Regions from separate parts of the Homo sapiens genome. Here region 2 is linked to region 1. Evidence: chromatin loops called from intact Hi-C (ENCODE). Cell type or tissue: dorsolateral prefrontal cortex. All regions are shown on one strand. Links, peaks and the distances in the headings refer to the core of each region. The heading gives the core; the rest is flanking DNA.

What was found. Hi-C counts contacts between places; a loop is a spot of excess contacts. Peaks named below come from ENCODE experiments on the same cell type or tissue, not always from the same donor. Only the 100,000 strongest peaks of a DNase experiment are listed, where the experiment ranks them.
Region 2: it touches region 1 in a loop (4-fold over the local background); 2 of 110 quality-filtered maps call a loop at or near these places.

What each region holds. Positions count from the first base shown.
Region 1 is chr20:46,556,506-46,561,878 of GRCh38, reverse strand. It overlaps SLC13A3 (solute carrier family 13 member 3), which reads left to right. Exons shown (of 13, transcript NM_022829.6): 13 at 1,681-4,051. The coding sequence ends at 1,857. Among named protein-coding and RNA genes, the nearest start is that of OCSTAMP, 8.5 kb to the right of the region's middle. In dorsolateral prefrontal cortex, for the core only: a CTCF peak has its summit at 1,996 (motif pointing left); DNase peaks (open chromatin) are centred at 1,978 and 3,182; H3K4me3 peaks cover 77 bases; H3K27ac peaks cover 3,703 bases.
Region 2 is chr20:46,749,593-46,754,965 of GRCh38, reverse strand. No RefSeq gene overlaps it. Among named protein-coding and RNA genes, the nearest start is that of SLC2A10, 43 kb to the right of the region's middle. In dorsolateral prefrontal cortex, for the core only: CTCF peaks have their summits at 1,950 and 2,150; a DNase peak (open chromatin) is centred at 2,125; H3K4me3 peaks cover 867 bases.

The DNA.
Region 1 (5,373 bases), core at 71-5,070:
AGCAGGAATTTTGAGCCCTGGCAAAGGGAGACCCAATCCTCCCCCAGTTTCCCCAACATGTCGGCCCGACTCCCTCTAATCCTCCGAAGGTGCCAGGGCTTCCACCTCTGTGCCCTTAGAAGAGAGGCAGGACAGCACACGCAGTATGTCCCCCACCCGTCCGTGGTAATATTTATTTAACACCTTTACTAAATCAGCTTGACATTAAAAAAAAAAAACAAAAAAAAACTTGAATAAGAATATTCCAGAAGAAATGTTTCCAGTGCATCCATCAATGGAAAACCGGTATTATTAATATATGCCATGGCCAGTAAACCTAAAAATAAATGCAAAGCGGCAAAAACAAAAGAATTAAGCTCTCCCTGATAGCAGCTGCCTGGAGAAGGTTCTGGGCCTCTCCTTGTTAAAAGGGCAACTGACAGGAGCAGAGAAGTGCTGAAGCCATGGTGGCCCCTGTGAACCCCAAAAATCTGAGACAGGTCTCAGTAAATTTAGGAAGTTTATTTTGCCTAAGTTAAGGACATACGCCTGTGACACAGCTTCAGGAGGTCCTGACGACATGCACCCAAGGTGGGTGGAGCACAGCTTGATTTTATACATTTTAGGGAGGCATGAGACATCAATCAACATATGTAAGATGAACATTGGTTTGGTCCGGAAAGGCGGGACAACTCAAAGAGGGCAGGGGGCTACCAGGTCATAGGTATATAAGAGACAAATGGTTGCATTATTTTGAGTCTCTGATGAGCCTTTCCAAAGAAGGCAATCAGATATGCATTCAACTCAGTGAGCAGAGGGATGACTGAATAGAATGGGAGACAGGTTGGCCCTAAGTAGTTCCCAGTTTGACTTTTCTCTTTAGCTTAGTAATTTGGGGGCCCCAAGATTTATTTTCCTATCACACCCCTAAGAGAGACTTTCTCTGGGAGGAATAGACAGAAAGAGAATTAGAAAGGAAGTAACTGTCTCACCATGTGATTCAGCCTGGGCTATGTGAAGGCGGGGCAGCCAGAAGACCCAGGTGGGAAAACAAGGATTTTCAGCCCAAGGTGGACTGAATGGTCCAAGAGGCCAGCCAGGGTAGGGAGCAGATGGGCACATTCTCCACCGACAGAAGAAAAATGCTTCCCAATGGACAAGGGTAGTCTTGACTAGGACTACCTGACTGGACTGGACCTGAAGTGTGTGTGTGTACCTATGTGTACATATGTGTGTTCCTACATGCATGCGTGTGTGTGTGCATGCGTGTGTGTATATGTGTGTGGGATGGGGGTGTTTAGTGATCAGACAAGATTATTTTCAAGTTAGGTGACCTTGGACAAGTCAACTTCTCTAGGTCTCATTTTTCTCTTCTATAAAATGGGGATTAATAAGAATGACCTTTGTAAGGTTGCTTTCTGGGTTAAACAGCATAACCCTGTGACAACTGCGTAGCACACAGTGCCTGGAACCTAGAGGCCATCAATGAATGGGGACACTTGCAGCTCTTTGAGTGACAGCCTAGGGTAGTGTAAAGATTGAAGGGTCCCAGGCATTTACCGACCTGGGTCTGTGTCCTGGCTCCATCACTTCCTGGCTGTGCGATCTTGGGTGAGTGACTTCCTGTCTCTGAGTCTGAATGTTTCCATCTGTATGGTGGGTCAGGTGCTGACCCCTCCCTCTGTCTGGGCTCTATTTCAGGTGCGGACAGGCCTCCTGATGAACCTGATGGGTGTCCTGCTGCTCAGTTTGGCTATGAATACCTGGGCACAGACCATCTTCCAGCTGGGCACCTTCCCGGACTGGGCTGATATGTACTCGGTCAATGTCACAGCATTGCCACCCACCTTGGCCAATGACACATTTCGGACCCTCTGAGTCCCCCTGGAGGACTCCCTTGAGGCTGAACCCTCTCAAAGGGCTGTCACCATCACCTGCTGCTAGGACACTACAAAACAATCAAATAATTCTTTTCTGTAATCCAATATGCAGCAAGCAAGGGTGACCTCCAGTGGCCCACTCAAGTCCATGAGCCATTATCTAGGATACTTTCTCTCTCTTTCATGCAGTTCAAAGCCCAGGTATCTCTCAGATCTGCTGCCTGAGAAATAAGCTCCTTTATCAGTTAGCTGTTTTATCATTAGGATACAAGACAGCCCAGTGTCATCAACAGTGAGCAAATCTGGCATGGTGTTTGTCTCGTACAGTTGGGATAGGAGGCCATTCATTCCCATGGGCACAGCTAACATTATCCCCCAGTGATTACTTTCGATTACACTGAAGAGACCACCTTGTCTTTAAAGATCACTTTCCTGGGCTGCAATGTTCCAACCCAGTTGTTCCAGCTGTTCACAACCAGTGTGTGATTTTGCTTAGTTGGTGCCCATTCTGCACCAGTTGTTTTACCCCTGCCGATAACCAGCAGTCAGAGATTCTTTTTTAATCCTTGGAGACAGGGAAAGGGACAGATAGCTTTCCAAGGACATGAGACTGTGCAAAGCCTCTTTGCTGTTTCTCTGGGCTCCTGAGCATACCAGGGGAAGTTCTAGAAACCGCAGCTGACATCTCGACCCAAGAGATTTAGGATTCTCCTGTTTCATCTGGGTCAGTTTGGCCATAATTCTGGGGTCAGGCCAGGCCTGGGTCCTGCCCTCCCATGGGGTGACTCATGACCCCTCCAGCCAGGACTCTCCTACATGTGGCCCCCATAGGCCTCTGTGGCTGCAAGGCGGTCAGTTGCTGCTTGTCCCAGCAGGTGGCCTTGATCTCTCCATGCCCCACCTTAAGTGGTAAGCATGTTTAATTATCAAAGGCCCCATTTGTCAGGGGTGAGAGAAAAGTCAAAAGATAAATTGGGGCCTTGTAAAAGGCCAGGGTAAAATGTCTCAGGCAAGCAAAAGATTGTCCCCTTCTGCATATGGGTAAAACTGAGACGTCCCCGTGAGCCCGAGGCTGGAAGTGGTGTCTGCCTTCAAGGGTTAATCCCTCTTTGTTCCAAGCAGAAGCATTCTGGCATCCCAGTGAAGAGCTCAGGCCCTCAGGAAGTGTCTGCTGAATGGAATGGCCCAGCATTAGCCCAGTATTGGAAAAGACACCAGCCCAGGGGCCCTGACTCGTCACACTTCCCTTTCCTAAGCCTCTGAGGGTGGAGATTCCCCTAGGAGCGCTTGGCCAGCTGGGAAGGCAGCGCCCAGCTGCACTTGTTGTTGATACAGCATAAGTGAATCATGGGCATTTCCCTGAGAGCAGTGGGAGAGGCCCTCTGAGTTGGAAGTTGAGCTCCACCTCCTTTCCAAGTGAGCACTCAGTGTTGAATCACAGTTACAACCCACTGGGGCTGGTGGGAGATGCGTTGTATGGGACTGGAAGCAAGAGGTTCATTCAAAGAGAAACTCATGGGATTTGTAACCAGATGAATCATGATTTCTAAGACTTCTGATCAAAAATACTGTGAAATAAAGAATGTTAATCAACTTTGGACCTGGAGATGATTTGCCTTTCTGAACATAAGAGAGCTTCAAAGCCCCAAATTCCTGGGCTGGGGATTCCACAGAGTTGACCTCTCTGATTTTCTACTGCTCTTCCCTCCCCTCTCCAGCTACATACTCTGCCTCAGGGCCTTCGCATGTGCTGTTCCCTCTGCCTAGAACACTCTCTCCCAAGTATATGTCTGGTTCCCCGACTCACTTTATTCAAGTCCCTGCTCAGGTGTCACCTTCCCTGAGAGGCTTCCCTGACCTCCTGTCTAAAATGTCACCCTCATTACTCTCCACCCCCTTACTCTGCTATAATTTCTCCTTAATAGGACACTGTATAACTTATTTTCTTATTATCTTCTTCTCCCTCTAGAATATAAATTTATGAAAATACAAATGTTATTTTTTTTACTGCTGTAACTCCAGTTCCTAGAACAATTTCCAGCACATAGCAAGTGTTCAGTAAATATTTGCTGCTTGAATCTGCTCCAGAATTAACAAGAAAGCCATCTCTTCCTCTGATCTGGGGTCTGTTTTGTTCATTACTTTGTTCACTCCTTCTTCCATTTATTCATTCAATAAACATTTATTGGGAACCTGTCATGTTCTGGTTCATTGTCCCGCCCACATGGAACTTACAAGCTGGCAGGGGAGACAGGCAATAGAAACATAAACAAGTCATGTGTCATGATGCCGGCTAAGAAGAAAATGACCAAGATGTTAAACTGACTCAGAGGCTACTTTAGCCAGGGTGGACGGAGAGGACTTCTCTGAGCAGGTGGCACTAGATTGAGACCTGAAGGAGTCAGCCAGATGCTCATGGCAATGTGGGAGGAAGGGAGAAGGTGGGAGCGATGGGGAGTCTCTGGGGAGAACATTCCAGGCAAGGGGACTGCAAGTGCAGAGTTTCAGATGAGCAGATTGCTTCACTTAGTTGGGTGCTCTGAGCTGGAACTTTGTGGCATTTGGAAATCTAGAGTCTGCCTCTTCTGGCTGGTTACCAGGTGTCTCTGCAGCTTTCCTGAGAAGGCATTCTAGCTTGCTCTGACCGGATGTTACTCAGTCCTTGAAGCCTGAAGGGCTTTGCCATTCTTAGTGAAAAAGATCTGCAGGCAGAAGGCGGCAGCACCATTACGGTACGCTCATGGCAGCATAGGAACAAGGAGATGGCAGGGCTGGTACAGAGTCATTGGAATACACCAAGGGCTCATGTCCAGAAGATATGAGAAGCACCCCAACTCAGAAAAGACAAGACAAACAAAACCAAACCAAACCTTGTTTTTGTTACCTGTGGCCACATAACAAGCCATCCTCAAACTTAGAACTTTGAAACAGCAATTTCTCGGCTCACGTTTCTGCATTTGGACAGAGCTCTGCAGGGATGGCATTGTCTCTGCCCCGTGAGCTGGGAGTTTTGCTAGGGCTGGAAGGTCTGCAATGGCCGCTGACACTTCAGGGTCTCTCTTCACGTAGCTTCTCCAGGAGTCTATCCTTGACCTCTTTACATGATAGTGGCCTTCAAGAGCAACAAAAACCGAAGCTAAAAGGCCTCTAAGGGCAGGATGTGGAAGTCTAAGAACGTCAATTCTGCCAAATTCTATTGGTCAAAGTAGCCCACAGGACTGGCCTGGTTCAAGGGGAAGGAAATAGACTCCAGCCCTTGATGGTAGGGGCGGCATCCACCAGGGACAGTGGGCTGCCGTGTTTGGAAGCCATTTACCATAGCCCCCAAGAAAAAAGTGGACAAAAGGTACGAAATGTCATCCTGAAAAGAGATATCTACATGGCCAACAGGATTATGAAGAGATACCCAAACCTATGTGTTTATAATTTGCAGGGAAATGCAAATTAAAATAAATTCAACAACATGCCAATCAGACTGGGAAAAATAAGAAAAGTGGACAATAAGTCCTGGTAG
Region 2 (5,373 bases), core at 121-5,120, 190 kb before region 1:
GCCAGTGTGGGATGCAGATGAAACTGGAAACAGGTCTGCCTAACCCCTGAGCTCTGTCCCTTCTGCAGGCTCCTACTCTAGACCAAGAAATGGCTGGGCTCAATGATACTCAAACTGTGGCCCCCTGAGCTTGTTAGAAATGCAAATTCCTGCGTTCCACCCAAGGGGGCATTTGACATGTGCCTGTGTTGTTTGCATGGGCTTTGACTGCAAGTAATCTGTCATCTAAAAGAGGTGAAACTGCAAGTTTCCTAGAAAGTATGTCATATAATCAGAAGTCCTGAATTTGGGCTGGGCGCCGTAGCTCACACTTGTAAAACCAGCACTTTGGGAGGCTGAGGCAAGTGAATCCCTGGAGGTCAGGAGTTCGAGACCAGCCTGGCCAACCTGGTGAAACCCCGTCTCTACTAAAAATACAAAAATTAACTGGGCGTGGTGGTGGGCGCCTGTAATCCCAGCTACTAAGGAGGCTGAGGCAGGAGAATCGCTTGGGCCAGGGAGGCAGAGGCTGCAGTGAGCCGAGATTACACCACTGCACTCCAGCCTGGGTGACAGAGCAAGACTCCATCTCAAAAAAAAAAAAAAAAAGAAAGTAAAGAAAAAGAAATCTTGAATTTGATAATTCCAGGATTAATGGAATTAACCACCAATTGAGCTGGTTAATTTGGCAACTCGATTATGTCAGACACAAAGATGGGGGTCTCTACAATTCCCTTGGTCTTTCCCTTGTGGTCACAAGATGGCTGCTGCAGCTCCAAACGTTCTGACAACATCCAAAGATAAGACCAACAGGAGAGAAGTTTCTCAAGTGTCTCTATCTTATCACACACACACAAAAACTCTGTTTCAGAAGCTCCCAGGAGACATCCACTTGTGTCTCTGTGGCCAGAACCAGGGCATCTGCCTGCCTATAAAGCAATTGCTGGCGGAAAGGAATGACTTAGCCCAATCGCAATGGATGCCCTGGGGCTGGGGCTGAAGCATCTCTCCATTGGGCACATTGTCATCCGCCGTGCATGGAACACATTGGGCACTCTCTTAGCCAAGAAGGGGAGCTGGCTTTCCAGTAGACCAGCAATCTGTCTGCCGCAGCCCTCTGCATATGCTTTTGTGTATTATCTTATGAGTATATGTATAACCTTATCGAATAAGCTTATACCCAAATCACGGAGAAGCACCGCCAGAACTGATAGCAGAAGGGGTCAGAAAGAAATTATTAAGCTTGGGTCCTTCTTTTTCTTTTCTTTTTTTTTTTTTTTTTGACACGGAGTCTCGCTCTGTCACCCAGGCTGGAGTGCAGTGGTGCTATCTCCGCTCACTGCAGCTTCCGCCTCCAGGGTTCAAGCAATTCTCCTGCCTCAGCCTCCTGAGTAGCTGGGATTACAGGCGCGCGCCGCCACGCCCGGCTAATTTGTGTATTTTTAGTAGAGACGGGGTTTCACCATGTTGGCCAGGCTGGTCTCAAACTCCTGACCTCGTGATCCACCCGCCTCAGCCTCCCAAAGTGCTGGGAATACAGGCGTGAGCCACCGCGCCCGGCCAAGCTTGGGTCCTTCTATCAGACCATATAAGTTACTGTTTTAAAATAAATCCCACCATCTCTGCCTGGCACTGTTAGGTTGCCGTGTATATGAGGCAGAGGGGTGAGTTGTAAAATTTAACCTTGTGAGAGTGACTTCAATCTTGGTGATTGTTTGAGGCTTTCTTTTCCTTCTCTCTCTCTCTTCTTTCCAGTTCTTCACTCTAGAAAGTAGTTCGGGCTTCTTTTGATCTCTGAGAGACCCTGCTTAATCTCACGATAGCCCTGCAGGTGGGTTTGATTGTTTCTGCTGCACAGATGAGAACACAGGTCCGGGTGCAGCAGGGGCTCCCCGGGCCAGTCCTCCGGCTCAGCCAGCTCTCTCCTCTAAGGACTTGCAAAGAGTGGACGCTCACCCTGATTCCACTATGGAGCACTCAGGAAGGGAGTCCTGGTATTTCATTGACAAGGCTGGCAGACTGGACCAAGTTGGAACTAAGACTTGCCCTTGTCACCCACACGGGACCCCCAAGACTTTTTCCCCCATCTCCTGTACACACTCAAAATTACAGCCTCCACGAACTGCTATGAAAACACTTTTTAAATAGATGCCTGGCGCGCCCTCGTGTGTCTCCATGGTGTAATAACACCGTAAGGTTTTCAAAACAGCTTAAAAAATAACAATAATGATGGCTGCTGATACAGCTGATACATATTGAGCACTGATGTGCCAAGCAATGTATAAAGAAATGTAAATGCACAGTTTCGGCTTTGATATAAAAATTTTTCTTCTGAAGAAACTATATATGATCATGGTAAAAAAAAAATCACACAGGGCACAAAGGTTTACAGCAAAGTTATCTTCTCCCACTCTGTCCCGCCTGATGTGAATGGTGCACACTAATGTTGGGCAGTGCATAACCTGTCCAACCTTTCACCGTAACACTGATATGGGTCCATGTGCAAATGTATCTGTGAGATACATTCTTAGACTTGGAATTGCATGTGTATGCAGCCCTCTCCAGGGGGCACTTAGTACCACTTTGAATCATTGCACTGGCACTACTTGCATTGGCAGATGTTTTCCCCATTATTTCCTTCACTCGATAAACTACTATTAAGCACCTACTGGATACAGGGCACTTGGTTTCAAGGTTCTCTTTGCTGGTAGCATGAAGGCAGACATGAGTTCAGACCTTACATCCCATTCTCTCAGCAATCCAGTACGAAGAGTTTTTCTTAAGAAATTTAAAAATTAGTCCCAGAATCCAGTATCACTGGCTTTGGTTGGCTTAGCTTTGGCCACGCCCTCATTCCTGAACCAATCATTGTTGCTGGGATGGTGGGGGTGGGGTGCTCTTATTGGTTAACTAGGAGATGGGTGGGGTCCCTGAGGAGCAGATCCGTAAGAGCTATCAGCTTAGAGGCGAATGGAAGTGGATGGCGTCCAAGCAACAGATGCCCGCTTCTGTGACTCCACCCCTTACGGAAAGTCTATGGGACTCTCTGAAATGTATGAGTGATACTGTTAGAAAGCGGCAAGAAAATGAAAAGAAAACGTGGATGTTTTCCATATTTGAGTTGATGCAGGCTGGAGACAACAGCTGCCAGAGCTGCAAGGCAGAACACCCTGAGAAGTGGAACCGGAGGATCCAGGCGCCTGTTGAAGGGATAAATGAGAGCCGTGGCGTGTGGATGGGACTCTTTCTGTCTTCCGTTTGGCTGAAGCTCCAAACGCCAGGAGTAACCCAGTGGGTAGCAAGCACCCTTCCCTCCACCTCTGCAGGAATTGCAAAAAGCAATGGTAAAAAAATTGGTTTGTGATCCTTACCCCAGTGCTCAAGGAGGTTGGAGAAGCTGAAAGAGAGGACTGGTTTTGATATGGTTTGGATTTGTGTCCCCACCCAAATCTCATGTCAAATGGTAATCCCCAGTGTTGGAGGAGGGACTGGTGGGAGGTGATTGGATCATGGGGGCGAATTTCCCCTTGCTGTTCTCGTGATAGTGAGTGAGTTCTCATCAGATCTGATTGCTTAGAAGTGTGTAGTGCTGGCCGGGTGCGGTGGCTCACGCCTGTAATCCCAGCACTTTGGGAGGCCAAGGCGGGCAGATCATGAGATCAGGAGATAGAGACCATCCTGGCCAACATGGTGAAACCCCGTCTCTACTAAAAATATAAAAATTAGCTGGGCGTGGTGGCGTGTGCCTGTAGTCTCAGCTGCTTGGGAGGCTGAGGCAGGAGAATAGCTTGAACCTGGGAGGCGGAGGTTGCAGTGAGCCGAGATCGTGCCACTGCACTCCAGCCTGGCGACAGAGCAAGACTCCATCTCAAAAAAAAAAAAAAAAAAAAAAAAAAGAAGTGTGTAGTGCCTCCCACCTCTCTCTCTTCCTCCTGCCCCAGCCATGTGAACACATTCCTTCTTTCCCTTTGCCTTGCTCCGTGAGTGTAAGTTTCCTGAGGCCTCCTCAGCCATGCTTCCTGTATAGCCTGCAGAACTGTGGGCCAGTTAAACCTCTTTTCTTTGTAAATTACCCAGTCTCAGGTATTTTTTTTAGCAGTGCGAGAACGAAGGGACTAATACAGGTTTGGAGACACGTCTTTGGAGAAACTATTGATACTTGGCGTCCTGTGGCATTTCCTTGCCATTAGCACCTCCAACGTTATGCTGGAGAAAAAGCCGTTCCAACTCTTCACCGAACGCCGAGTCAGAGAGATGTGGGGAAACCACCGAAAGAGCTTGCCCTGTGTCTTCTGGACAGACTAGTGCCAAACCCATGCCTGGAAATGGGTAGAAGTTAGGGACCATGGCCGCTCAGCCTCTGCAGGAAAATGGATTACTGCATCAGGAATGATGACTTTAGAGAAGGCCAAAGGTGTAAGTTTCTTCCAGCAGGTTCTGAACCTCCAGAGGCAGCTGGCCTGGGGTTATTTGGGATTCCCAGTGCAGGACTGCCTGAAAATGTGAGGCGCCCAAATGGGGCTGCTGGACCACAGGATGCCCAGGACCTGCAGGCACACTCAAGAGTGGCCTGCCAGAGGAGACACATTGCCTGCCTCCCAGGAAGCAAATTTGGAGGTTGCCAGTGGGAGAATTGCCAAGAACCGCCATCCCTCCCCTGGGACACACAAGCTAAGGAAAGAAGGAATTGGCCCTCTAAGTCCAGAAAGCACAAGATCACATCATCACAACACCAGCCAAGTAAAACATCCCTGCTCCTCACCTCTTCAGAGCCCAAGGGGGCTGGGGAGGAGAAGAAATGAGAGTGGAGGAGGAAAGAGGTTTAATATGAATGAAGTTTGGAGTTTTGACATGACTCGACATTCTAATGACTTCATTTAGACTGTTGCTACACTCAGAAGTGACTTGGAGACATTTTATTTTTATAATCATCACCATATTGTTATTGGTCATGATCTAAGGGTGAGGAGAAGGGCTAAAGGATCGGCCCAATGGATCATTCGGGGAAAGTAAAGAACTATCCCACCAGTTGTGTTTGAATGGGCAGTGAGAGGGAAAATCAAGTTGCTACTTGCACCCCTCTAACTCCCAACTTCCACTCTTTCAACATACCAGACATGAAAGCTGAGTAAATGACCTCAAAGGTACAGCGATGACAGGGTGTGGTGGTGGTAGTTCTTGGTTTCCTACATTGCATCTTCAAATCGGGTTTTAGAATGGATGACACTGGAAGGCTAGAAATCTCAGGTACTGACATGTGGGCTGGTTTATAATTGTCTTCAAAAATTCACCCACAATAGGATCAGACAAGTTAGTATGGCCATAGGTGCTACAATGGGAGAAAGTTTTAAATGCTGTTCAGATCGGAAGACATGGGTCAAAAAGATCAAGAAG